Linked DNA regions of Homo sapiens: region 2 is linked to region 1. Evidence: chromatin loops called from intact Hi-C (ENCODE). Cell type or tissue: PC-9. All regions are shown on one strand. Each heading gives the region's core, and the rest is flanking DNA. Links, peaks and the distances in the headings are about the cores only. Region 1 overlaps NADSYN1 (NAD synthetase 1). Region 2 holds the start of KRTAP5-10 (keratin associated protein 5-10).

The links. A loop is a pair of places that touch in the nucleus more often than their neighbours do. Peaks named below come from ENCODE experiments on the same cell type or tissue, not always from the same donor. Only the 100,000 strongest peaks of a DNase experiment are listed, where the experiment ranks them.
Region 2: a loop joins it to region 1, with 7 times the contacts of the local background. A loop is called at or near these places in 2 of 110 quality-filtered maps.

What each region holds. Positions count from the first base shown.
Region 1 is chr11:71,477,179-71,487,030 of GRCh38, forward strand. NADSYN1 (NAD synthetase 1) reads left to right here. Exons shown (of 21, transcript NM_018161.5): 10 at 1,217-1,291; 11 at 3,577-3,701; 12 at 4,178-4,226; 13 at 4,745-4,847; 14 at 5,671-5,839; 15 at 7,134-7,269; 16 at 8,364-8,470. Among named protein-coding and RNA genes, the nearest start is that of MIR6754, 8.6 kb to the left of the region's middle. RefSeq lists enhancers at 1-78, 79-658, 659-1,238, 3,239-3,764, 7,976-8,476. In PC-9, for the core only: no CTCF peak of the experiment used is centred there; a DNase peak (open chromatin) is centred at 4,273; H3K4me3 peaks cover 913 bases; H3K27ac peaks cover 1,666 bases.
Region 2 is chr11:71,556,654-71,573,165 of GRCh38, forward strand. It overlaps KRTAP5-10 (keratin associated protein 5-10), which reads left to right and starts at 8,910. Exons shown (of 1, transcript NM_001012710.2): 1 at 8,910-10,082. The coding sequence starts at 8,935. The coding sequence ends at 9,543. It also overlaps the pseudogene KRTAP5-13P. RefSeq lists an enhancer at 9,297-10,112. In PC-9, for the core only: a CTCF peak has its summit at 6,992 (motif pointing left); a DNase peak (open chromatin) is centred at 9,608; H3K27me3 peaks cover 2,023 bases.

The sequences.
Region 1 (9,852 bases), core at 844-8,843:
GGCTTTCCGGCTTGTCGTGTGCCTGGAGTCAGGCCGCCGTGCGGCAGGCTGTTAACCTAGCCTCGGGGAGAGTGGGATGGAGCCACCTTCTCATGGAACGATCCTCGCCTTCCCTCATCTCCATTGTTTTATGGCTTCACACGGACCGTGGCTTTCTGCATGGAAGCTTGGTGGCCAGGGTGCTGTCACTTTGGGAAGCAGCCAGAGAACCACAGGATGCGTGAATCGGTCTCCTTGTCTTCATGGGCATCTCCGGCCAGGTATGGCCCCCTGTTACGGCGGTAGGAGCAAGGGGCGCGCAAGGTGGCCACGGCCATCCTGTGAACCGCCGCAGTGGTGCAGGTGCTGTTCCCGCTGTCCCACACTCGTGTTTAGCAAGGCAACACTCAGGAACACAATTTGATAAAGATATTTTTTCATGAAGGAATAACCCCTATGAGTTAAAACCTCATTTCTGCATATACCGCAATTGGCAGAACCCCTACCATAGCCGGGTTCAAAGGCAGGGCAGTGTCACCTCCTGTGACACAGGCAGCACGTCCAGGCCAAGACCCTGGTGTGGATGCCGGGGCTGCGGCTCCGCCTCTGCCCTCCCCCAGCTCCATCCTCCTTTGTGTTGGCCTCAGTCTCAGGTTGCTTCTCCAGCTCCGCCCTCCTCTGTGTTGGCCTGTCTCAGATTGCCTCTCCTCGTGGGCATGGGATGTTTGCCCCAGCTCCAGCCATCCCATCTTCACACAGCCACATGCAGAGGCAGCAAAGTGGCCTTGGCTCCTTGCGTGTCTTTTTGATGAGAGGGGTGTTCCCAGAAGTCGCTGGCAGAGGCTTACTGACACTGGGGTGTCTTACTGACAGGGGTGTGTCTTACTGACATGGGGGTGTCTTACTGACATGGGGGTGTCTTACTGACAGGGGTGTCTTACTGACAGGGGTGTGTCTTACTGACGGGGTGTGTCTTATTGACAGGGTGGTGTCTTGTGCTGTGATTAGTGGGTCACTGGCAAGTGTCTGAATGAAGTGGAGGTTCCGGTGGCAACAGTGACGGGGAAGGGCTATGGGTCCGCCTCAATGTCATCTGCCCCATCCCTGGGCCTCCAGGAATCCAGGGTCTCAGCCCCTGCTTTAGAAGGTGTGACAACACCTTTGACAGTGGCCAAATTACACGTGGGAGTTGAACAAACGGGAAATCACGGGTTCTCTTTGAAATTTCCTTCTCCAGGAAGTCCTGACGGCCACGCTGGATCTGGAGGACGTCCGGAGCTACAGGGCGGAGATTTCATCTCGAAACCTGGCGGTGAGTGCTCCAGTAGACACCTGTGTGGGATGCTCATCAAAGACGTGGAAAGTGGCCCCATTCGTGCGGGCCTGGTGGAGGCCGTGAGGGTGCAGTGCCTGAAAAGTCTGACAGGGAAGTTCCGGACTTCCCGAGCGTGGAAAGGGGCTGGTGCCGCAGACAGAACCTGCTTCCATCTGTTCCCCGTCATCCTCTGCTTGGGCCAGGCCCTGAGCTGGGGTGAGCTGGGGACAGGCAGGCAGAGAGGCTGACGAGACAGTCAGCGTGCTAGGGGCTGCCACACAAGGAAGACCCAAGCAGCCTTGGAGCCCAGGAAGGCCTCAAGGTGAGGGGTGGCAAGCGTGGTAGGAACAGGCACACAGTGTGCAGCCGAGGCTGGTCCCCACTTCGGCAGTTGGAGGCAAGGTCCAAGGCACAAGTGAGCCTGTGTCTGAGACCCTGGGATGCAAGTAACGCCCCTCCTGCAGCCCGAGGTCCTGCTGCTGGTAACCTGGAGCTCTGCGTTTCTGCAGGACATCGTCACAAATAGGATGTCCAACTGAGCAGCTGTCATGAGACAGTGATTTTTGCAAACATTGAAGAAGTGTGATGCTCATAACAGAGCGGACTCTTCTGCTGTTGATTGATTGAGACAGGGTCTCATTCCATCGCCCAGGCTTGAGTGCAGTGGTACCATCACAGCTCACCGCAGCCTGGACCTCTGGGGCTCAAGTGATCCTCCCACCTCAGCCTCCTGAGTAGCTGAGACAACAGACACACACCACCATGCCCAACTAATTTTTGATTTTTTTTAATTTTTTTTTTTTTTTAGAGACAGAGTCTCACTATGTTGCCTAGGATGGTCTTGAACTCCTGGGCTAAAGCAATCCTCTTGCCTCGGCCTCCCAAAGTGTTGGAATTACAGGCGTGAACTACCGTGCCCAGCCTTTTTTTCATAGCAGTTTTATTAAGTTGTATTTGCCATACCACCCAATGTATCCATTTAAGCACCTGATTCAGTGGTTTTTCATGTACTCATGGAGTTATGCAGCCACAATCTTAGCGCATTTTCATTACCCCAAAAAGAAACTGTACCCATTATGCACCCCGTTCCCCTCCTCCGGTCCTGGCAACCACAAGTCTACTGTCTGTCTTCATGGATTTGCCTATTCTCGACGTTTCATTGGGATGAAATCACACAGTGTATGGCTTCCACACTTTACTGTGCTGTTGTCAAGGTTTATCTATGTGTTGGGTGCAGCCACCCCTTGGTATCCACAGGGATTGGACCCAGGAGCCTGCACCGATCCCCTGCAGGGATGCCTGTGTCCCACAGTGCCCCCTGCAAAACTCACTGATATGAAGAGTCGGCCCTCTGTATCCATGGGCTTCAGATCCTGTGATTACTGTATCTTCTGTCTGTGTGCAGTTGAATCTGCGGGTGTAGAACCCACAGACACAGGGAGTGGCTGTAGCTTATCCCTTTGTATGGTCAGAGAGTGTTCCGTAGCGGGGATGGACACGTGTTCATTCACTCTTCCACTGATGGGCATCGGGAATGTTTCCACTTTCTGTCTATCATTAACAATTCTGCTACAAACATACATGTACTTCTGTTGGAGGGGACACATGTTTTCATTTCTCTTGGGTGTGTCTATCCAGGAGTGGAATTGGCTGGGTCTTATGGTAACTCTGTTAACTGTTTTTTGCTTTTTGGTTTTTTGTTTGTTTTTTGAGACGGAGTTTCACCCTTGCTGTGAACTACCATAGGCTGGAGTACAATGGCGCAATCCCAGCTCAGCACAACCTCTGCCTCGTAGATTCAAGTGAGTCTCCGGTCTCAGCCTCCCTAGTAGCTGGGATTACAGGCTTCCACCACCATGCCCGGCTAATTTTTGTAATTTTAGTAGAGACAGGGTTTCATCATATTGGTCTGGCTGGTCTCGAACTCCTGACCTCAGGTGATCCACCTGCCTCAGCCTCCCAAAGTGCTGGGATTACAGGTGTGAGCCACCGTGCCTGGCTCTGTTTAGCCTTTGAGGAGCTGCCAGAGCGTTTGCCACACAGCTGCACCATGGTAGTTTCCAGGCAGCCAGGTTTGAGAATCCCGGTTTCTCACCCCTCACCAGCACCTGTTGCCATTGGTCGCTTTGCTTCTCGCCATCCTCGTGGGAGTGAGGGTGGCCTCACTGTGGTTTTGACATGCGTTTCTGTGGCTGATGGAGTCCTGCTTGTCTGTCGGTCCTGGGGACCCAGAGGGTTTCCGTGAAGCTGGGAGTCATTCTGTCTTGAATCTCCATTGCCAGGCCAGCAGGGCGAGCCCCTACCCCAGAGTGAAGGTGGACTTTGCCCTCTCGTGCCACGAGGACTTGCTGGCACCCATCTCTGAGCCCATCGAGTGGAAATACCACAGCCCTGAGGAGGAGATAAGGTGTGTGGCCCCTGACCCCTGGGAGGGACCTGGCGTCTGTGTGGCCACGCCCCTGGGGTGGGGACTCCTGGAGGTCACGCAGTGGGTTTTCAGAACCTGCCTGGGTGGGGACTTGCAGAAGGCAACTGTGCATCCCCTGGGTTGAGGGCGTGGATGCTAGAGCCAGAACCCCTGGGTGTGACCCCCAGCCCTGCTGCTTCCCCGTGCTGTGACCTTGGGCCCCAAGGTGCTGTCCGTCCATTCTGTGGTTCAGTGTCCCCATTTTAAAATGAGGACGATGATAATACCCACGTCCTGGGTCTGTCTTCAGAATCACATGTGTCCCTTCTCACGAGGTGCCTAAAGCAGAGACGGGCGTCCTGAGAGCCCAGCGTTGACTCTGGCACTGCAGCCTCCTGGGGCCTGCTTGGGTGGGTTGTTGGGTGCTGTGGGCAGGGGCCACCGCCTCCGGGCTCCATGTTCTGATTGCCCTGCAGCCTTGGACCTGCCTGCTGGCTCTGGGATTTTTTAAGACGAAGTCAACAGGTAAGACTTCCAGTTTCTAGTGAGCCCACTTTGCTTGTTCTGCTGGTTGGTCTGGTTTTATTCTGGGGCAGGGTAGGGATTTTTTTTTTTTTTTTTAGTGCAAACAACAAAAAGCATTTCATCACTCTGCCTCCATGGGGAGCTTAGTCTGTGCTAGCCAGAGGCAAGGTGGGCACAGTGGCTGGTGGGTCAGCTCCACCTTTGGAGGCTCAGCGGAACCCAGCCCATCAGCATTCAGGGTCACGCTCACCATCTTGCCAGCATTGTAATCATGCGTATCTGCAGTTCGTCGGTGGAGTCAGCCTCTGACACGCCCCGCAGTGAAGTGTCTTTTTTCCCTCTGAAAAATCCATTCATCCTGCCACGTGCGGGTATTTGTCCTGACCCCATGGAAAGTGCTAACACCCACGTGCATTTCTGTGGACGCCTCCTTGAGGTCTATGGGTGGAGCTTGGCTGATCCATGGGCATGCTGCTTCTCCGAGGCTCTGCTCACGCTGTCTGATTGGTCCATTCCAGGCAGGGTTTTTGCTGCCCTTGAGTGGCGGGGTGGACAGCGCAGCCACCGCCTGCCTCATCTACTCCATGTGCTGCCAGGTCTGCGAGGCCGTGAGGAGTGGAAGTAGGTGACATCTGTTGGCTTGAGGGAGGCTCCAGGGTCCAGCCCTTGGGCTGCCTGAGTTAGGGACCTAGGAGGGGGCAGAGGAAACACCCGTGCCATGGACATCGGGGTGAAGGGGGCTTTGTGGCCACGCACAAATGTCACAGCATCACATCCCAGTCCTGCAGCTAAGGCAGCAAGGCCATCAGTAGCTTCCTGGGGCTTCGGGCCCATGTGGCTGAGTCTCCAGAGCTGTACCTGCCTGCTCTGTGCACGGTGTGGCCTGGTGGGGAGAACACAGGCGTCGGAGGTTCACATCCTCCCCCATGTGATATAGTATCAGACATCACCTTAGCATATGCAGCAGAACAGCGGTGATGATGCCCGATGGATGGGGCTGTGGGCCATAGCCTGGGCTGGCGCTGCACAGGCACCTGGGGGTGTAGACCGGGGTGCAGCCGTACGGGCACCTGAGGGCTGTAGACCGGGGTGCAGCCGCACAGGCACCTGGGGGTGTAGACCGGGGTGGAGCCGCATGGGCGCCTGGGGGCCGTAGACTGGGGTGCAGCTGCATGGGCACCTGGGGGTGTAGACCGGGGTGGAGTCACACGGGCACCTGGGGGTGTAGACCGGGGTGGAGCCGCACAGGCACCTGGGGGTGTAGACTGGGGTGGAGCCGCACAGGCACCTGGGGGTGTAGACCGGGGTGGAGCCGCACAGGCACCTGGGGGTGTAGACCGGGGTGGAGCCGCATGGGCACCTGGGGGTGTAGACCGGGGTGGAACTATGTAAACATCCCACACACTCAGGTGACTTCCACCCATTCTGTCCTGGTGGTTTTCAGATGAGGAAGTGCTGGCTGATGTCCGCACCATCGTGAACCAGATCAGCTACACCCCCCAGGATCCCCGAGACCTCTGTGGACGCATACTGACCACCTGCTACATGGCCAGCAAGAACTCCTCCCAGGAGACGTGCACCCGGGCCAGAGAGTTGGCCCAGCAGATTGGAAGGTAGAGTTGGTCCCTGGTATTGGGCATGGCAGGTGGCTGACAGAGCTCAGAGTCACTGGAAGCTCCGCCTGTGAGTGCATTGGTGACTGGCTTCATTCATTCCGCATCGTGTCATCCACTATGTGGATAAACGTGTAAGTGCTCCATCCCTTTTTGTGGGTGAATAATATTCCACTGTACGGATAGACCAGTTTGTTTCTCCTGTCATCAGCAATTGCTTAAATGTGCACCTAGGAGCTTATCAGGGCTCCACTTTCTCTTGGTTTGAGCCAGATTTCAGGGAAGCTGTGTGTGAGTCCTCCCTATCTGACCCACCCCAGTCTCAGATGGTGCCTGCAATTTCTGCCCTTCTGTCCCCTCACTCCTGGCATTCCCAGTGCAGGCTGCAGGTCGTATGTGCTCACCAGGGTGTGCAGCAGGTCCTGGGAGTTGGCTGCAGGCTGGCTCCTACCCCTCCTCCTTTCTCTTCCCCTGCCCTCACTGCCTCTTCCACGGGCAGTTCTCTATGTGAGGACAGTGGAAGGAGGGCACCTTTCCGGAGAAGAAAGACTGGGTTCTATCTAGAATATTCCATCCATAATGGCTCCTAGGAGAAAATGAGCAGCTCCCCATCCTGTTTGTTGAGCTCAGCTAAAAGCTGTCCCCATGCCCTCCAGTGATTCTCCTCCTAGATATGTACTCAGAGGAATCAGAAACAGGGACCCGAACAGATACTTGTTCAGGAAAGTCCATAGCAGCACCATTCACAGAAGCCAAGAGGCAGGGACAACCCAAGGTCCATCTCAGATGAACGGAGGAAGAAACTGTGGTCCATTCACACGGTGGAATATTAGTCACCCACGAAGAGGAGTGGAGCATGATCACATGACACAGTGAGGAGAAACCTTGAAGACATGGTGCGGATGAAGGGAGTGGAGCCAGCCACACCAGGCCACATGGTGTTTGATTCCATTTCCATTCCATTTCCACGCAATGTCCAGAACAGGCCATGGCATAGAGAGAGAGGGTGTCTGTCACTCTCTGCATCTGTCACTGTCAGAGCTGTCAGAGCTGGAGGAGGAGGGAGTGGGGACAGACTGCCAGTGGGATGGGGTTCCCTTCTCTGGTGATGGGAAGTTCTGAGCTAGATGGTGGTGATGGCTGCGCAGCACTGTGGATTGCTAAACACCACAAATCATACGCTTTAAATGGGTTACAATGGTCAGTTTTAGGTCATCAGGGCTTCACCGCTCATGCGCACACACATGCACACACGTGCACATGCTGCCTTCAACGCCTATCCTTCTCCTTCCAGCCACCACATCAGTCTCAACATCGATCCAGCCGTGAAGGCCGTCATGGGCATCTTCAGCCTGGTGACGGGGAAGAGCCCTCTGTTTGCAGCTCATGGAGGAAGCAGCAGGGAAAACCTGGCGCTGCAAAATGTGCAGGTGCCCCCGCCTGGGCCGGCGTCCCCTGGGGGTGGGGGTGCAGGGAGCACTGGGACAATCACTACAGGATGTGCAGGTGCCCCCACCTGGGCCATCGTCTCCATGAAGCTCATGGCACCGGTTACCTAGGGACAGCCAGTGCTGGGGTCACAGCCTGTATGCCTCACTGAAGACGTCGGTCATGCAGCCTTGTTAACAAGGAGGGGGTCTGTGTGTGTGTTGGTGCATGAGCATGTGATGTGTAAGAGCAAGAGCGGGGGTGTAAGGATGTGCGTGCTCGAGTGTGTGCATGAGCCTGAGTGCAAGAGCAAGAGGGTGTGTCTGAGCCTGAGTGTGAGCCTGAGCGTGAGAGGTTACATGAGTGTATGAGAGTACAAGTGTGTGAATGTATGCACAAGTGTGGGTGTGCTTGTGAGTGCTTGTGCAAAAGCAAGTGTGAGTGTGGATGTGTGAGTGTGCACAAACGTGAGTGCACAGTTGTGTGCATGAGTGCGTCTGCATGAGTGCACGAGCATGCCTGTGAGCATGTGGGTGGGTGGGTGTGCATGAGTGTGAGAGTGCACATGACTGTGTGTGAGTGTGTGTCTCTTTAATCCTCAGGGAACAGCCCAGACGCTGTCTGCCTCCTGAGCTACTGCACTTGACTGACTGCTCCGTGATGGGCAGAGGAAAAGAGAGGCCGGGGGCTCCAGCTGCTGGGATCTGTCCTGTCTCTCTCTGTCCCCTTTCTGCTGTGCCTGGGTGGCCTCTCCCCTCCTGCCAGTGGTAAAGGGATGGAAATGCAGTTGCCAAGCTTTCTCCCAGGGACCCCACGGCTCAGTCCTGCCACCAGTGCTCCCTCTGCCCTCCCGGGCTCTGGGTGCTCCCATCTTTGAAGGCAAGGCACCACTGAGCTTGTGTGAGCCCTGTGGAGGTGGGACCACCCCGAGAGGAAGGCCTCGGGACACTGTGGGACTCTGAGACTCTGATGTTCCCCGAACGCTAGAGAGCTCCTAAGCTATTTTAATTTTCTTGTTTTCAAGAGTTTGTGGGTGTGCGTCTCCCCCGTGTTCCTTTGCAAGGGAACCCGTTATTTCCTCTGTTGTGTTTTCCAGGCTCGAATACGGATGGTCCTCGCCTATCTGTTTGCTCAGTTGAGCCTCTGGTCTCGGGGTGTCCACGGTGGGCTCCTCGTGCTGGGATCCGCCAACGTGGATGAGAGGTGAGTGTGGCCCAGTGGCACGTGGTGGTGGGCCCCTGAACCTCTCAGGTCTCTGAAGGTGATACGCTGTGAGATTCTATCATCCTGTGCCTTTCATGGCGGGTTTGGTGCCTGGAATGACATCATTCCTCTAGAATTTCACCCAACCCGAGTGGCAGAGCGGATCAGCATCACGTTCCTGCAGGTGGCTCTGGGCGCTCACCACTTTCATCAGCCTTGTGGTTCTTCATCTCTACTGCGCCTCAAATTCATCTTCCCACCGCCCTCTGCCATGGTCAGGCTCCCCTCTTTCTTCTAGGCTGTTCCACTGTGTCTTAAGTCATTCCTTTGCAGCTAGTTTTTACCTCCAAACCAGAGTTCATTTTTTATGTGGACTGAAAATACTCCCCTTCTCATATTGCTTCCTTGTTCAACAAAACTCAGAGCCTCCCTGTTGTTTTCTGGATAAAATTCAAGCTGCCCCTCAAGTCCAGCAGTGGAGGCTGCTAGAAATTCTTTTCCAGCCTTGGTTTCCCCACTTCCCTTAGGTGAGCCTCTATCCCTCTCAGCTCGTCTGTGCTGTTCTTAGTTGCTCCTTAGGAGCTGAGGGATTTCAAAAACTATTTGTGATTTATTCATTTGTTTGTCTATGCATCCATCTATCCATCCATCAGTTGGGCCATCCATCTATCCACCCATCCATCCATCTGTCCATTCATCTATCCATCTATGTATCCACCCATCCATATATCCACTCACCTGTCCGTTCATCCACCCATCTGTCTGTCCATCCATTCATCCATCCATCCACCCATCCACCCATCTGTCTGTCCATCCACCCACCCACTCACCCACTCATCCATCCATTCATTCACCCATCTGTCTATGCATTCATCCATCCATTCATCTACCCACACATCCCTCCACCCACCTGTCCATCCATGCATTCATCCACCCACCCATCTATCCATTTATCCACCAATGTGTCTGTCCATCCACCCATCTGTCCATCTATCCACTCATCTATCCATGTATTCATTCACCATTTCATCTGTCCACCCAACCCATCCATCCACCCATCTCTCCCTTTGTCCATCCATCGACCCATCTGTCCACATTTCCTCCCTTCCATCCATCTATCCCTCCCTTTTTTCTATGGCGTGAGTGTCTTTTTTTTTTTTTTTTTTTTTTTTTTTGAGATGGAGTCTCGCTTTGTCACCCAGGCTGGAGTGCAGTGGCGCGATCTCGGCTCACTGCAAGTTCCGCCTCCCGGGTTCACGCCATTCTCCTGCCTCAGCCTCCCGAGTAGCTGGGACTACAGGCGCCCATCACCACGCCTGGCTAATTTTTTTGTATTTTTAGTAGAGACGGTGTTTCACCGTGTTAGCCAGGATGGTCTCCAT
Region 2 (16,512 bases), core at 4,730-12,729, 83 kb after region 1:
GGCAGACACAGAAAGACAGACACCACATGCTCTCCCTCACACATGGAGTATACAGGAGTGAAACTCACAGAAGCACAGAGTGCAAGCACGGGAACCACAGGCAGGGAAAGGGGAAATGAGGAGGTGCTAGTCCAGGGATCCAAAGCTTCAGTTCTACAAGATGAATAAGGCTTGGAGACCCAATACATAGCAAAGTGACCACAGGTAACAACACGGTGTTTAGTGTGTACTTAAAATGTACTGAGAGGGTAGATCCTAAATGTTCTCACCACCAAGAAAAGAGAGAGAGAGAGCTATGTGAAGTGGCGGATATCTTAATTATCTTGACTGTGGTGATTATTTCACAATGTAGACATATATGAGATCATCGAATTGTATGTCTTACATTATACACAATAAAAAATAATAAAAACAACCCCCAGTGCCAGGCCCTACAGGCACGCCCACCCAACCCTCTTGCTTGCACATACAATGTATAAAAGAATAGATGCACATACATGATTGGGTATTGTTACCAATTAGAATTTTATTATCCACATTTCTTTGCAACTTAACTTTTTTCACTAAAAGCTGTAACATGGTTGCCTCTCCTAGGAAGTAGATCTGGGTATAAGTCTATGTTTCTTTATGCATATGCATATTCATATATATGAAATTTTTCCATAAGTAAGATCACACATACTGGTCTCACTTTTCATTGCCATTTTCTTTTTGTTGATTCCTACACACCTTCCCCACTCCACCCAGCCACTGTCCTATGTACCTCCAGGCACACACTCAACATATGTGTAAGAGATATTTTTGTTGTTTGCTACTAAAATAAGATCCTGCTGTGCTCATTTCCCTGCATCTACATTTCACATTAGCCAGAGCCTTGAGGCTCCAAGTCCACTGGTACAGCTGCAATCTAATATTTTACTGGGCATTACTTTCAGTATTCATTTTCAATTTGCTAGGATTCTTTTTCTGACACTGCAAACAATGTATCATACACATATATGTATACATAAATATGTTTACATTTAATCTTATTTTCAGTAATTTCAAGACTAATAGTATTGATATTACCTAATTTTATTAGATATTGTTTTCAAAAAATACTATAATAAATTATATCCCCTGAACAATGTAAAACAGTGCCTTTTCCCCGCAATTTCACTAGCAATAGGTGTTATTATTCTTGTTAATTTTTGCCAGTCTAGTAGATATAAAATGTTGCAGGTAACCACTAACTGGGGCCACTGGCGTGGGCAGTAAAGGAATTTACCAAGACAATTGTAGGTAAGGAAAGGCAGATTTATTAGAGAATGTAGGAAAATACGTTGCAAGAATGGAAAGGGCAGGTCAGCAAGGGAGGAGCTGGCTGCCAGGAGACAAAGGCTTGCTGGGGATTTTATAGGATGGTGCTTGTGCCGGAGAGGGTTACATGCAGTGCTGATAATGCCAAGGTTTCAGTGAGCTAACCTGCATTTTTCTGTCAACTGAGGTCATAAGTTGAGTGCAGGAAGATTGTGAGTTATGTGAGTTATTTGCGCAGGAGGGCTAAGTCCTGCACCATGAAGAAAGGCAGACTTGTAGTTCATCTACCTTCTCTTTTTGCTTTCCCTTGGTCCAACCAACCTGGCTCCTTTTCCATCATTAGGACTCCACAGAAAATTCCCATGTATCTGACCACCAGGGAGTTTGGTTTACTTTTTATATTTTTAATTGCACATTTCCATTTGTTTATCAGAGAGTCATCTTTTTAAAAACTTGGTTGTTTGTCTTCTACTTGTCAATTTGTCAGAGCTACTAATGTTTTATAGATTTTTTATTTTGAGACAGGTTCTTACTCTGTTGCTGGAGTACAGAGGCAAAATGTCAGCTCACTGCAACCTCTGCCTCCTGGGTTCAAGCAATTCTCCAGTCTCAGCCTCCCAAGTAGCTGTAATTACAGGCATGCCCCACCACCATGCCCAGCTAGTTTTTGTATTTTTAGTAGAGATGAGGTTTCACCATGTTGGCCTGGCTGGTCTCGAACTCCTGGCCTCATGTGATCTGCCTGGTTCGAACTCCCAAAGTGCTGGGATTATAGGCATGAGCCATCATATTCAGCCAATGTTTTATAGATTATAGAACTAATAAATGAATCCAGCAAGTTTTTAGAATACAGGACCAATATATAAAAATCAATTGTATTTCTACTCACTTGCAAATCTGAAAGTGACAAAACACTGTTGAAAGAAACTGAAGAAGATCTAAAACATCCCAGATTTGTTGTGGACTGAATATTTATGTTCTTTCAAATTCATATGTTGAATCCATCACTCCTATTGTGGCTGTGTATGGAGACGAGTTCTCTAAGGAAGAAATTAAGGTTACATAAGGTCATAAGGGCTTCCATAGAATTTGCATCTTCATAAGAAGAGACACCAGGGAGCATGTGCCTCTGTCTCTCTCTCTCTTTCTCTCTCTCTCTCTTCCTCCCTCCATCTCTTTCTCTCTCCACACACAAAGGAAAGGCCATGTGAGCAAAGAGTGGGAAAGCAGCCATCTGCAACCCAAGGAGAGAGCACTCACCAGAAACTAAATTTGCTGGCACCCGATCTTGGACTTCTGATCTCCAGAATTGTGAGAAAATAAATGCCTGTTGTCTGAGCCACCAAATCTGTGGTATTTTGTTATGGCAGCCCAAGCAGACTGATGTTCATGTATCAGAAGACTTAACATTTTTCAGATGGCAATATCCCCAAAATTGATCTACAGAGTCTATAATCTCTATCAGGAAAGCAGCTGGCTTCTTTGCAGATATTCACAGGCTGATTCTAAAGTTCGTGTGGAATCTCAAGGGACCCTGAATAGCTAAAACAATGTTAAAAAGAAGAACAGGCGGGGTGTGGTGGCTCACGCCTGTAATCCCAGCACTTTGGGAGGCCAAGGCGGGCAGATCACGAGGTCAGGAGATGGAGACCATCCTGGCTAGCATAGTGAAACCCCATCTCTACTAAAAATAACAAAATTAGCCAGGCGTAGTGGCAGGTACCTGTAGTCCCAGCTACTCGGGAGGCTGAGGCAGGAGAACGGTGTGAACCCGGGAGATGGAGCTTGCAGTGAGCCAAGGTTGTGCCACTGCACTCCAGCCTGGGCTACAGAGTGAGACTTCGTCAAAAAAAAAAAAAAAAAAAAGAAAGAAAGAAAGAACACAGAAGAACAATGTTGGAGGGCTCACACTTGCCAATTTGAAAACTTACTACAAAGCTGCAATCATCAAGGCAGTTTAGTACTGGCATTAGAATAGATGTATTAAACCAGTGGGATAGAATTGAGAGCCAGAAATAAACCCTCGTGTAGATGACCAACTGATTTTTGACAGAGTGCCAGATTATTCAATGGAGGAAGAGCAGTACTTCAACAAATGGTGCTGGGAAACTAGACATCCACATGCACAGGAATGAGCTGAACCCCTACCTCACACCACAATAATTAATTCAAAATCGGTCCAAAGGCCTACATGTAAGAGTCAAATCTATAAAACTATTTAAAGAAAACATGACCTGGATTTAGCATGGATTGATAGATAGGACACCAAAAGGGCCAGCAACAAAAGAAAAATACAAATACATTGGATGTCATCAAAAGTTAAATATTTTTGAATCAAAGGATACTATCAACAAAGTGAAAGAACAATCTACATAAAGGAAGAAAAGATTTACAAATCAGATATCTGATAAGCGTCTAGCATCTAGAGTATATAAAGAACTTTTTCTTCAACTTTTATTTGAGAATCAAGCAGTACATGTGCAGATTTGTCACATGGATATATTGTGTGATGCTGAGGTTTGGAGTAGTGACTGTAGTACCCAATAGTTTTTCAGCCCTTGCCCCCTCCCTCCTTTCCTCCCTCCTCTTGTTCCCCAGTGTCTATGGTTTTCATCTTTATGTCCATGTGGACTCAATGTTTAGCTCTCACCTATAAGTGAGAATATGTGGGATTTGGTTTTCTGCTTCTGCATTAGTTCTCTTAGGATAATGGCCTCCAGCTGCATATTGCCGCAAAAGATATTACTTCATTCTTTTTTATAGCTGTGTAGTATTCCATGGTGTGTATGTACCACATTTTCTTTATCCAATCCACCATTGATGGGCACCTGGGTTGATTCCACATCTGTGCTTCTGTGAATAGCACTGCAATGAACATATGGATGCATGTGTCTTTTTGGTAGATTGATTTATTTTCCTTTGGGTATATACCCAATAATGAGATTGCTGGGTCAAATAGTAGTTCAATTCTTAGCTCTTTGAGGAATCTCCAAACTGCTCTCCATGGTGGCTGAAATCATTTACACTCCCACCAACAGTGTACAACTGTTCCCTTTTCTCCCAAGCTTTGCCAGCATCTGATTTTTGGTTTGTTTTGTTTTGTGTTGTTTCATTTTTTATTTTTTATCAAAAGCCATTCTGACTGATATGAGATGGTATCTCATGGTGGTTTTGATTTACATTCCCCTAATAGTTAGTGATGTGGAGCATTTTTTCATATAGTTGTTGGCCATGTGCATGTCTTCTTTTGAGAAGTGTCTGTTCATATCCTTTACTCACTTCGTAATGAAGTTATTTGTTTTTTGCTTGTTGATTTAAGTTCCTTGTAGATTGCAGATATTAGACTTTTGTCAGATGCACAGTGTGTGAATATTTTCACCCATTTTGTAGGTTGAGTGTTGACTCCCTGATAGTTTCTCTTGCTGTGCAGAAGCTCTTCCGTTTAATTACGTCCCGCTTGTCAATTTTTGTTTTTGTAGCAATTGCTTGTGAGGATTTAGCCGTAATTCTTTTTTAACAAGGCTGATATCAAGAAGGTGATTTCCTAGGTCTTCTTCTAGGATTTTTATAGTTTGAGGTCTTACATTTCGGTCTTTAATCCATCTTGAATTAATGTTTGTATATGGTGATCTGGTTAGCGGCCCAGTTTTATTCTTCTGGATGTGGAACTCAGTAATAAAAAGACAAATAACCCAATTAAAAAGTGGGCAAAGAATCTTAATTAGACATTTTCTGAAGAAGATACCCAAATGACAACAAGCATATAAAAAGACTCTGAGCATCATGATTCAACAGGGAGATGCAAATTGAAATCACAATGAGATACCATTTCACAAACACTAGGATGAATATAATGTAAAAGGTCAGACATTAACAAGTATTGGGGCAGGGTGTGCTTGTACCTGTAATCCCAGTGACTCAGGAGGCTGGAAGGGAGGATCCCTTGGGGCCACGAGTTTGAGTCTAGTATGGGTATCATGGCAAGACCTTGTCTCTACAAAAAATTAAAAATTTAGCTGGGTGTGATGAGGCACAACTGTAGTCCCAGCTACTGGGGAGTTTGAGACAAGGATTGCTTGGGTCCAGGAGGTTGAGGCTGCAGTGAGCTATGATCATGACACTGCACTTCAGCTTTGTCAACACAGTAAAACCCTGTCTCTAAAAAATAAATAAATAAAAATAAAATAAAATAACAACTGTTGACAAGGATGCAGAAACACTGGAACCTCCATGCACTGCTGTGGGAATGTAAATTGCTCAGCCACTGTGGAAAACAGTCTGCAGTTCCTCAAAAACTTAAGCAGAGAGTTACCATAGGGCCCAGCAATTCTGCTCATAAGGATGTTCCCAAGGGAAATGAAAACACATTCCATGCAAAAACTGGCACACCCATGTTCACAGCAGCATTACTCACAACAGCCAAAAGGTGGAAACAGTCTAATGTCTGCCAACTGAGGAATGAATGGTGTATTCATACAAAGGAAGATTAGTGTAAATAATTTATCATAGTAATGAAGTTCTGTTTCAGGCTGCAACATGGATGAACCACAAAACATTACACTAAGTGAAAGAAGGAAATTATAAAAGACCACATATCATATAATTTCACAGGTATGAAATTTCAAGAATAGAAAAATAGAGAGAGACAAAAAGTAAATTAGTAGTAGCCTCTGGCTACTACTAATGTTACCCATTTATCAGACTCAGGTGAGACACTCACATATGTCACAGGAAGTGGGTATACCAGTTACAGACAGGCAGCAAGGGAGAACAGGAGCCTCGGATTCATTGGGAGCCCTCTAGCCTCAGCAAAGCTTCCCAGGTGAGCTGAGTCTTATCCATGTGTGCCCCACTCACACCACAGCTGAGGGATCCCAGAAAGCCGCCTGCCCTCGGTCTTATGTCCCAGGGCTACAGGATTCACTGCACTAAAGCACGAAAGAATATCCTGTTTCTAGGAACTGGGACAAAGCCCGACTCTTCTGGCCAGTCCCTCCCTAACTCAGGATGTTGCATTCCCAGCATATTCTACAGTTATTCTTTTTCTTTCTTTATTAATATTTTAATTGAAGCATGATCATTGTACATGTTTATGGGGACCAGTGAGATATCAACTTCTTTAGCTTGCACCTGTGAGTGAGATCATGCAGTTCATCTTTCTGTGCCTGGCTTATTTCATTTAGCATAATGTCCTCCAAGCTCACCTGTATTGTCACATAGGGCAGAATTTTGTTCTGCTCTAGGGTTAAATAGAATTCCATTGTGTGTATACACCATCTTTTCCTTTTCATTACTTTTCCATGTTTTCCATTCATCTGTTGACAAGCACTTAGGTGCTTTCATATCATGGCTATCGTGAGCAGTGCTGTGATAAACATGGGGTGCAGATATCTCTTCAACACACTGATTTCTTTTCCTTTGGATACACACCCCATAGTGGGATTGCTGGGTTAGCTCTATTTTTAGCTTTTTGAGGAATCTCCATACAGTTTTCCTTAGTGGTTGTACAACTTCCCACTAACAGCATACGAGTTCCCTTTCTTCACTTCCTCTGCAGGATTTATTTTTGCCTTTTTGATAATGGCCATTCTGTGGGATGAGAGGACACCTCATTGTGGTTTTGACTTGCGTGTCCCTGATGATGAATGATGCTGAGCATTCCTTCAAGCTCTTGTTGGTCATTTGTACGTCTTCTTTCAGAAATGTCGGTTCAGCTCCCTCTGCAGTCACGCCTGAGAACCACAAGTGAGACACGGGGAGAATTGCATTGGTCTGAAGCCGCCTGGAGAACCGTCCTGTGGGGTAGTGAGTGGGGGGTACTAAAGGGCATGAGGTTATGAAATTTTCTACAACTGATTATGGTGATAGGTACACGGCTCTGTGAATATACTAAAAGCATTGAATTGTATACCTTAAATGGGAGAATTGTGTGGTATATGAACGATATGTCAATAAAGCTGTTAACAAAACAAGAAGAGGTATCAGAGAGGTTGGGGATCAGTGAAGCCGTGGTTGTATCAATGCACCAAGAGTTCTGGTGGAATGAAAGCACTGGAGAAAGTGAGCTAGAAAGAGGAGGGTGGCTGGAAGCGGGTGCATGGGACACACCCCACTGGGGTGCCCTGTGAAGAACAAGGGCACAGATATCACCACAGGGGTGAGGGGTGGGGAAGGATCTTTTACTTGTGTAAATGATCCCCACAGGGGCACTGCTTAACTGAGCAGTGGGAAGGAGGACACCATCCTCCAGCCCCCAGAATGGTAGAGCAACTGACAGCTTGCATCTTGAGCATGGAGAAGCTGCAGGCACCCAACTCCAACCCATGAGAGCAGCTGCAGGGGGTGAACCCTGCAAAGTCACGAGGGTGGAGTTCCCCAAGGCCTTAGGAGTCCACCCCTCACTCCAGTGTACCCTGGATGTGGGACTGGGAGTCCAAGGACATTATTTTGGAGCTTTAAGATTTAATGGCTGCCCTGCTGGATTTCAGACATGCATGGGGTCCGTAGCCCCTTCCTTTGGGCTGACTTCTCCCTTTTGGAATGGGAATGTTTACCCAATGCTTCTACCCTCATTGCATCTTGTAAGTAAATAATGTATTTTGATTTTCACAGGTTCATAGGTAGAAGGAACTTGGACTTGGGACTTCAGACTTGATGTTGGAATGAGTCAAGACATTGAGAGGACTGTTGAGAAGAGATGATCCTATTTTGTGATGTAAGGACATGAGATTTGAGGGGTCAGGGGGATAATGACATAGTTGGGCTGTCCCCTCCAAATCTCTTGTCGAAATGTAATCCCCAGTGTTGAAGGAGGGGCCTGCAAGGAGGTGTTTAGGTCATGGGGGCGGATCCCTCATAACTGGCTTAGCGCCATCTCCTTGGCGATGAGTGTGTTCACTCAGATCTGGTTGTTCGCAAGTGTGTGGCCCCTCCTCACCCCTTGCTCCCATTCTCACCATGTGGCGTGCCTACTCCTGCTTCGCCTTCCACCATGAGGAAAACCTCCCTGAGGGCCTCCCCAGAAGCTGAGCAGAGGTGGGTGCCATGCTTGTGCAGCCTGCAGAACCATGAGCCATTCTAACCTCTTTCCTTTATAAATTACCCAGCCTCAAGTATTTCTTTAGAGCAATGCAAAGAATGGTCTAACACACCCAGAAAGCTGAGACTGGTATGAGTAAAATATAAAGACCATGGATAACTTTTGAAATCTGAAAATGTAAAATTAATATTACTGGGGGAGTTAACACAGGAAAGATGAGAGCATGTGGGCAGAGGCTGTTGCCCATTGGTCACATGTGGTCAGCAGAGAGCAGGTGACCAGCACCCTGGAGCTTTGCAAGAAGTACCAGACAGCCTGGAGTTGAGGTTTTAATTATAGGGGCCAAAACAAACGGGGAAAAAGACAAATTTAGCATACAAAGAAAGTAGATGCTCAACTGAGCCAGGAGGAAGTCACTAGCAAAAAGGAAAAAAACAGAGCTCTGGAAAAATAATGTAAACAGTCACAAGAAAGGGACCCTGTGTCCTGCCTGACATCTGGACAGGTATATAAAGAGCCCGGGCTCAGGGAGCTCCACACCTGCACCTCCCTCTCACCTGCTCCTCTACCTGATCCACCCTCAATCTACCAGAATCATGGGCTGCTGTGGCTGCTCCGGAGGCTGTGGCTCCGGCTGTGGGGGTTGTGGCTCCGGCTGTGGGGGCTGTGGCTCCGGCTGTGGGGGCTATGGCTCTGGCTGTGGGGGCTGTGGCTCCAGCTGCTGTGTGCCCGTCTGCTGCTGCAAGCCCGTGTGCTGCTGTGTGCCAGCCTGTTCCTGCTCCAGCTGTGGCTCCTGTGGGGGCTCCAAGGGGGACTGTGGCTCTTGTGGGGGCTCCAAAGGGGGCTGTGGTTCCTGTGGGGGCTCCAAGGGGGGCTGTGGCTCCTGTGGGGGCTCCAAGGGGGGCTGTGGTTCTTGTGGGGGCTCCAAGGGGGGCTGTGGCTCCTGTGGGGGCTCCAAAGGTGGCTGTGGTTCCTGTGGGGGCTCCAAGGGGGGCTGTGGTTCTTGTGGCTGCTCCCAGTGCAATTGCTGTAAGCCCTGCTGCTGCTCCTCAGGCTGTGGATCCTGCTGCCAGTCCAGCTGCTGCAATCCCTGCTGCTGCCAGTCCAGCTGCTGTGTCCCCGTGTGCTGCCAGTCTAGCTGCTGCAAGCCCTGCTGCTGTCAGTCCAGCTGCTGTGTCCCCGTGTGCTGCCAGTGTAAGATCTGAGGCTCTGAACCCAGACCTTCAGGTTTCACCTGTTTGGTGAAAGCATTTGTTATGATTTCCCTGAATTAATTCATCCCACGCATCCTCCCTGAGGCACCTGCCCCTTCTCCAGCTCATCATCCATGCACGCACCTCCTTCCATGGCTCAGCTCTCCACTGGGCCCTGCCTTCAGCCTCCTCACTCCGGAAATGCATGTTTCCTTGATGCAGGAGGTGGCCTTGCCTGGACGCGGGCACCCAGCCAACTGCCATGGTGTTCCCTGCACTTGGGTGTGGACCATCTTCTTCTTCTCCCTCGGCTGACTGAGATGCAAGGTCTGACCCCACAAGGCCAGGCCAATGTTGCTCAGTGATCACTAAGAACCAGCTTCTCAACCACCATTGGGACCCTGGATCCTCCAGGGCCGCTCGCTGCCTGTTCTCCAGTGGCCACCTGTGACCAGGAAGGTCTCCTTCCTTCCTGTTGTCTCCATCTATTTAAAAACAATAACAAAGTAATGAATGAATTTCCTTACAATAAAGCCTCTCATGTCTGTAAATCAGCTGCATGCTTGGTGCAATTCTGTCCAACCCCTTTCCTGTGCAGTGACTGATTCTGCGTTCTGATCTGTCAGCTAAGCTGGGAAACGCCTGCCAGCAGGCCTGGTACATTCACAAAAAAACCTGCCATTCCCTTCTGTCCTCCTCTCAGCCTCAAATATCTTCAGTCTCTGCTCGCAGGAGAAGAGGGCAAAGCCCGGGAGGATTCAGCATTCAATGCCCGCCCTAGAGGCGCAGAGGGGCAGGCAGGCCCTGAGTCCTGACGACCAGCCAAGCAGGGCTTTGCACAAGACCCATGGCTTCCAGCTTCCCGCTCTCCTCTGGGGCCTCGGAAGGACCCCAGGCAGGGCAAGGTCGGAGGAGGGAGGAGTGAAGCACCGCTGAGCTCCAACGCACTCTGATTCAAACATTCAATTAGCCTTTTACAATTATGAGGTCAACGGCTTTCCATAACTAAAGGTAACCAGGAAGTTACAGAATGGCCCAAGGTGTCCTCGGAGCTCAGTCTCCCGGCAGGAAAGGAGAGTTCCTGGGAAGTGACACATTTGGGGACCCTGAGCCAAGTCCATCTGTTTCATGGTGACATGCCACCACGCTGAGCCTGTTCTCTGACCAGTGTCACAGGCAAGGCTTTAGAAATCACGCACTGGGGAGGAGGAGACAAGAGTGATCTGAGGACAATCTCCAGCCAAGCGAACCCGGAGGGAAAAGGTGGAGGGAAGACAGCACACAGGGAGTGCTGGTGAGAAATGAGCTCCCACAGAACACTCACAGATCTAAGCGACTGCTGATACTGCCGGGGAAGAGCAGAGTGGGAATTTCCAAGACAAATTTCTGAGAGAAAAGAGATGCAATGTAAGGAAAAATGAAATAATCTAGAAATAAAGGCTTAGATTAATTCAGCCACATTTAGGAAAGGGAATAAAAGTGTGTCAAAGGTGCATCTTGCTAGGGGACATGGCTATCGTTAGTTTCACGACGTTAAAAGGAAATGCTGCTTAAGACAGTTCACTCAAAAATCCAAACTGGGAAACTCCAGAAGGTGACAGCAGACATGAACGCAGAGTTCATTACATATGGGCCCTGTACATTCCCACAACCCACAGGACACCGAGCAACTAGGTAACAAAACCGAAAATGCATGCTGGAGACATAACAAAACCAGGTAAGCTGGGCATGGTGGCTCACACCTGTAGCCTCAGCTACGTGGAAGGCTGAGGTGGGAGGATGGCTTGAGCCTGGGAGTTTGAGGCTGCAGTGAGCTGTGATCGCACCCCTGGGATCCAGCCTCAGCAACCTAAAGTGAGATAGTGTCTCAAGAAAAAAAACAAGTGAACCTCAAAGTCCAAGAAGGTGGGGATAAATTTACAAGAGCCACAGTCCCCCAGGGTTTCAGTGTCTGTGTAGGAGAAAGCAAAGAAACATCTAACAGAGCCGAATACAGGGGAACCTCAAAAGAGCCAACAGGTGTGTGCTGGAAAAGCACAGCATGAATTTTGAATTCAGCTCCTGAAATGGGGAAGGTTTTCCTCTCTCCAGTGGAGAGTGGGTGCAAGGGCCCTCAGTAAGTCCCTATAGGCAATAAAAGAAAGCTAGGAAGCCTGCTGTGAAACAGATCACAGTGGTAGCGTACTGTTTCCAAAGGAGCTAATGAACAATGAAAGGAAATGATACCAGACATAAAAGAGGCTGCATGTGGTGGCTCATGCCTGTCATCCCTGCAATTTGGGAGGCCAAGGCAGGAGGATCACTTGAGGCCAAGAGATCAAATCCAGCCTGGACAATAAGGAGAGATCTTATCTCTACAAAAAAAAAAAATTTAAGTACCTGGGCATGGTGACACCCACTTGTAGTCTTGTTTACTCAGGAGGATTACTTGAGACCAGGAGGTGGAGGCTGCAGTGACCTGTGACTGCGCCACTGCACTTCATACTGGGCAACATTCTCAGTGCAGTTGCTGCAAACTCTGCTGCTGCTCCTCAGGCTGTGAATCAACCTGCTCCCAGTCCAGCTGCTGCAAGCCCTGCTGCTCCCGGTCCAGCTGCTGCAAGTCCTGATGTTCCCGGTCCAGCTGCTGCAAGTCCTGCTGTTCCCGGTCCAGCTGCTGCAAGCCCTGCTGCTCCCAGTCCAGCTGCTGCAGGTCCTGCTGCTCCAAGTCCAGCTGCTGTGTCCCTATTTGCTGTCAGTACAAGATCTGATCTTTAACACACAGCCATATTGGCTCTCATCCACATGCTCCAGACAGAGACCAATGTATCAGCATAAAGCCGTGAATCACAGCCCTGGGGTGACTGTTTTCTAGAATGTTGGAGCAGCAGTATTTGGAACAGGAAGAGCCTACACAGGCCCTGTGCGGGGCACAACCCCTCACCACCCTCATCTCACCATGGGTGGCTGTCATGGTGCATGAGACCGCTCCTGCTTCCTCTCTTGCACCACCTCTCTCTACCCTGACATTCTAAACCCTCTCCTCCCAGGCATGGTCCCAAGGAAAGCTCCTGTTGCAATTTGTCTATTGGGCTCTGCAAATTCTGAGCCTTGACCTTGTGAGTCCTTTGAATAAGCGATCCCTTCCCCTCACGAGTCCTGTTTTCAGTGTGGCCCTTTTCCTGCTGTTCCTTTTGAATGAGCCTTTCAACCTCCCTCCTGGCCCTAAAGCACCCCCTTTCTTTGCGCTTCCTGATCACATCAGGCTGTTGGGTGATCCACTCCTTCATGCGGCACAGTTTGCTAAGCACCACTGCATGCACCAGGAGCGCGAGAAGAACGCAGCGTGGCGCCTGGCCTTGGGGTGCTTGGACGGGAGCTGGGGAGCCCCTACGATAGGGTGGAGGGGTAACTGAGGTCCTCCACAGCCAGGTGGCGAGAAGGCCGAGCGGGGCAGATGTGAGAGGGTCTGAGACGCAGCATGACAGGGAAGAGACCAGCCAACTCTAAAAATAGCTTTGGGAGTAGAATTTCAAGCATGGTGACTGCTTGGATGGACGAAGGGCTGGGAGAGGCATAGAGAGAAAGGAGGAGGGAAGGGGGGCTCCCTTGTTCCTGAGCCAGTGCAGAGTCCTCCAGGACCCACTTCTTTCTGTGTCCTGCCCACCCTGTGACCTGGCCAGCTGCACGTTTTCCCAGCAGGCTTGAAGCCACGCTGTGCTGTGAACATTCCCAGGCCCTGAACACTGAGAAAGGTGTTCACGTTGATGCCCAAAACAGTGAAATCTCAAACACGTGGCTAAACATGCAGAAGCTATCTCAGACCCTGAGGCTAACCCCTCACAGCCCCATGTGAGCTCCACGGCCTGGGCCCTCGCTGCAGACATGCCTGCGTGTCCCCCTTCTCTCAGTTGTGACTGTGGCTCAGATGTGCCTACATCTGCCCCCTCTGGCGTTGTGGCCTTGGCTGGCATCCTCTGAAAAAGATGAAGGGAGGGGAAGGGACACAGCCCTCCTGACCTCCCCTGACAAATGCTCTTGACTGACCCCCTCTCTGGAGGGGCTGGGGCTGTCCCTGCATTACTCCCCTGCCACAGCTTTTGGGGTGACTCCAGCAGCAGGACTGGCCAGACAGAACAGTAAGGGAATTGAGACCCACCTTATTGGTCTCAGAACTTTGTATAAATCCCACAGGATAATATTAGCATTGGTTTAAGTGGTTCACTGATTGTTTTAAAGGGATTTGTATTTTAAAGTCTTGATAAAACAAGCAGGGAAAATTCATGCTACCCCTTGATTCTGCCAAAAAACCACCTGCTTCTTGGAAGAGGCCAGACCCCGTTCAGAGCCGCCGTTTACTAATCAGAGGAGAGAGGCTCGCTCAGCAGAGATGCGTGTCTCCTCTTCAAGCTGTGAGAGTCTGAAGCCCTCGGACACCAAAGAAGTGTGTGGAGGGTGTATGGGGGGTTGTGTTTGAATGTGTGCATGTGAGTGCATGAGTGTGTGTGTCAAAGAATATGTGTATGAGTATGCGTATGACTGTGAGTGTGTGTGCAAATATGCATGAGGATTTGCATGAGTGTGTGAGTGCACATGAGTGTATGAGCAGGTACATGAGTGTGTCAGTGTGTGAGTGTGAGTGTGAGATTGAGTGTATAAGTGTGAGTGCATGTGAGCATATGAGTCGGTGTAGGGGTGTGTCAGTGTGTGTGTGTGAGTGAGTCTGAGAGTGTGTGTATGAGTGTGTGAATGCATGTGAGTGTACGAGTTGGTGTAGGGGTGTGAGTGTGTGTGAGAATGTGTGTATGAGTGTGTGAGTCCATGTGAGTGTACGAGTCAGTGTAGGGGTGTGTGTGTGTGAGTGTGAGAGTGTGTTTACGCGCTTGCAGAGAGCTGCTCCCATCACCAGCCCCCGTGGCTGGAACCCCCTGCGGTCATCACTGGAAGTCCTGACCAGAGCTGCCTGCCCTCCAGGCTCTGATGATCCTGCCAAGTCCTGCGGGTCCTCCATGAAGAGCGGCAGCCTGAAGCCCCGACCCCTGCAGACCCAAGGCTGTCTGGGGACGGGCCAGTGCACCGTGTCCTCCTGTCCAGGGCCAGGCGCAGCGAACATGCCCATTAAACACAGATGCCCCTCACCCGCCGCCGGGGCCTGGGGCACGGGCACATGCGCGTGGACTTTTCAGGAACAGGATTCACGGCTTCTATCACCAGGTTCTGGAACGGGTCGCCCACGCACGTTGACCTGGGCCTCACGTACTACAGCCTCCACGCGGGAAAGAAAAGTCCCGGTTCTGCAGGGTGACCAAGTCACATGAGGAGGACAGGCCAGGGATGGAGGAGCGGGGCAAACTAGGGGTATCGTTCACCCAAATTTGTCCGCAGCCCCATCCAGAGGGATTTCCTGCTCTGACCCCACCCTGCCCCTCATGCAGACGGAGGGGCGCAGGCGGCCGGCAGGGCGGGGAGAGTGCATCAGCCTCAGAGAAGCCATGGGGGGCTGGGGGCCGGGACCGCGGCGCTGACTGTCCCGAGAAATAGGAAAAGAGAAAGGCACAGAGCGGACACGATTCTCAACTCAGAACACAAGTGGAGAAGAGGAGCCTCTCGGGTCTAGGGGCTCACGGGACATCCCTGCCCCTCCTGCCAATTTTGCTGTGAACCTAAAACTGCTCTGAAAAATAAAGTCCATTAAAAACGCGCATGGGCTGATGCGGAGGGGACCATCCAGCCCTCAGCTGCTCACTGGCTATGAACGCACCCGGAGTCCTCAGAGTGGGCTTTGGCAGCAACGCCACACCCTAGCCTCATCCTGAGCTCAAAGTTCACTCAAATAACCCAGGTCTTTAAAAAAAAATTAGCCACTGTTAAACCAGGTCACCCATTCTAAGTTTTTGTGGTTGATTTTTTTAACATAAAAACAGGGTTTGGTGTATATGTTCTTGTCAAATATTTTCTTTACAATTCTGAAAAACAGTGGATTTGCATGTGGACGTGGGATATAAGAATTCGATGCTTTAGAGTGATGAGGTTCTGTGCAATTTTTCCTTATTTTCATAATTATTTTATTTATGGCTGCCAAGATGTTATTGTGTAAGAAATAAAAACTGGTAGAGGGAAAAAGTGAAATAAAAACCCCCAAACAGCCAAAAAGAGAGCACCCCGGGGTGTCGGCATCATTTCCTGTGGGCAGCCCCGGCTGGGGGTCATGCGGATGCCTGACTGTGGGGGCTGCAGAATCAGGGCAGCAATTAAAATGCACAGCCCTGCAATTAGGAGCTAGTAATAAGGTAAGAACACGACTTCGAGGGGCAGGCCTCTGCTGAAACTCTTGGGATGAAATCATCTGGGTAGATACAAGAGTCAAAAACTTGGAATCCTCAAATTTCCCTGAACTCTAAGCAGCCTGTCCTGGCCCACCCTGGTCACCCCCTCACACCCACCCACCCGCAGCTAAGATGGTCCCATCTCCCTTAGAAAGACCCCTTCCAATGACATCAGCTGAAGCAGTCGCCACTCAAGGACCCACCACCATCCCCAGACCCACAGGAGAGGTAGCCCCCAGAACAGCACAGGTGGAAGCGGGTGAGCCTGTGTGGGAAGGAGACAGCTACACACAGCGCAGGTGCAGGGTGCTGCCCATCTCATCGTCCAGAGCAGGGGAAGTTGGAACAGGAAAGGTTGAGAAATGAGGGAAAGTCAAGTCAAGCATGTCTATTCAGGTGCCCTCACCAGGGTTTGGGTTTTAAAGTGCTGGTCCAAACACGGGGACTGGCATTCACAGTCAGCTAGGTTGGCAACCAGGCCCGAACTGTACAAACCTGACCGACAGTCAGCAAGGTTGCATCGTGACCACGGGCCTGGAAAGCTTTCCCTGGGAAGATTAGAGAGTCACGTTGTAGGCTTTGTAAGTCATCAGGTCTCTGCCCCAGCTGCCCAGTTCTGCCGCTGTAGCACTAAGGCAGCTGTAGACAGAACTTTCTTTACAGAGGCGGGCGGTTC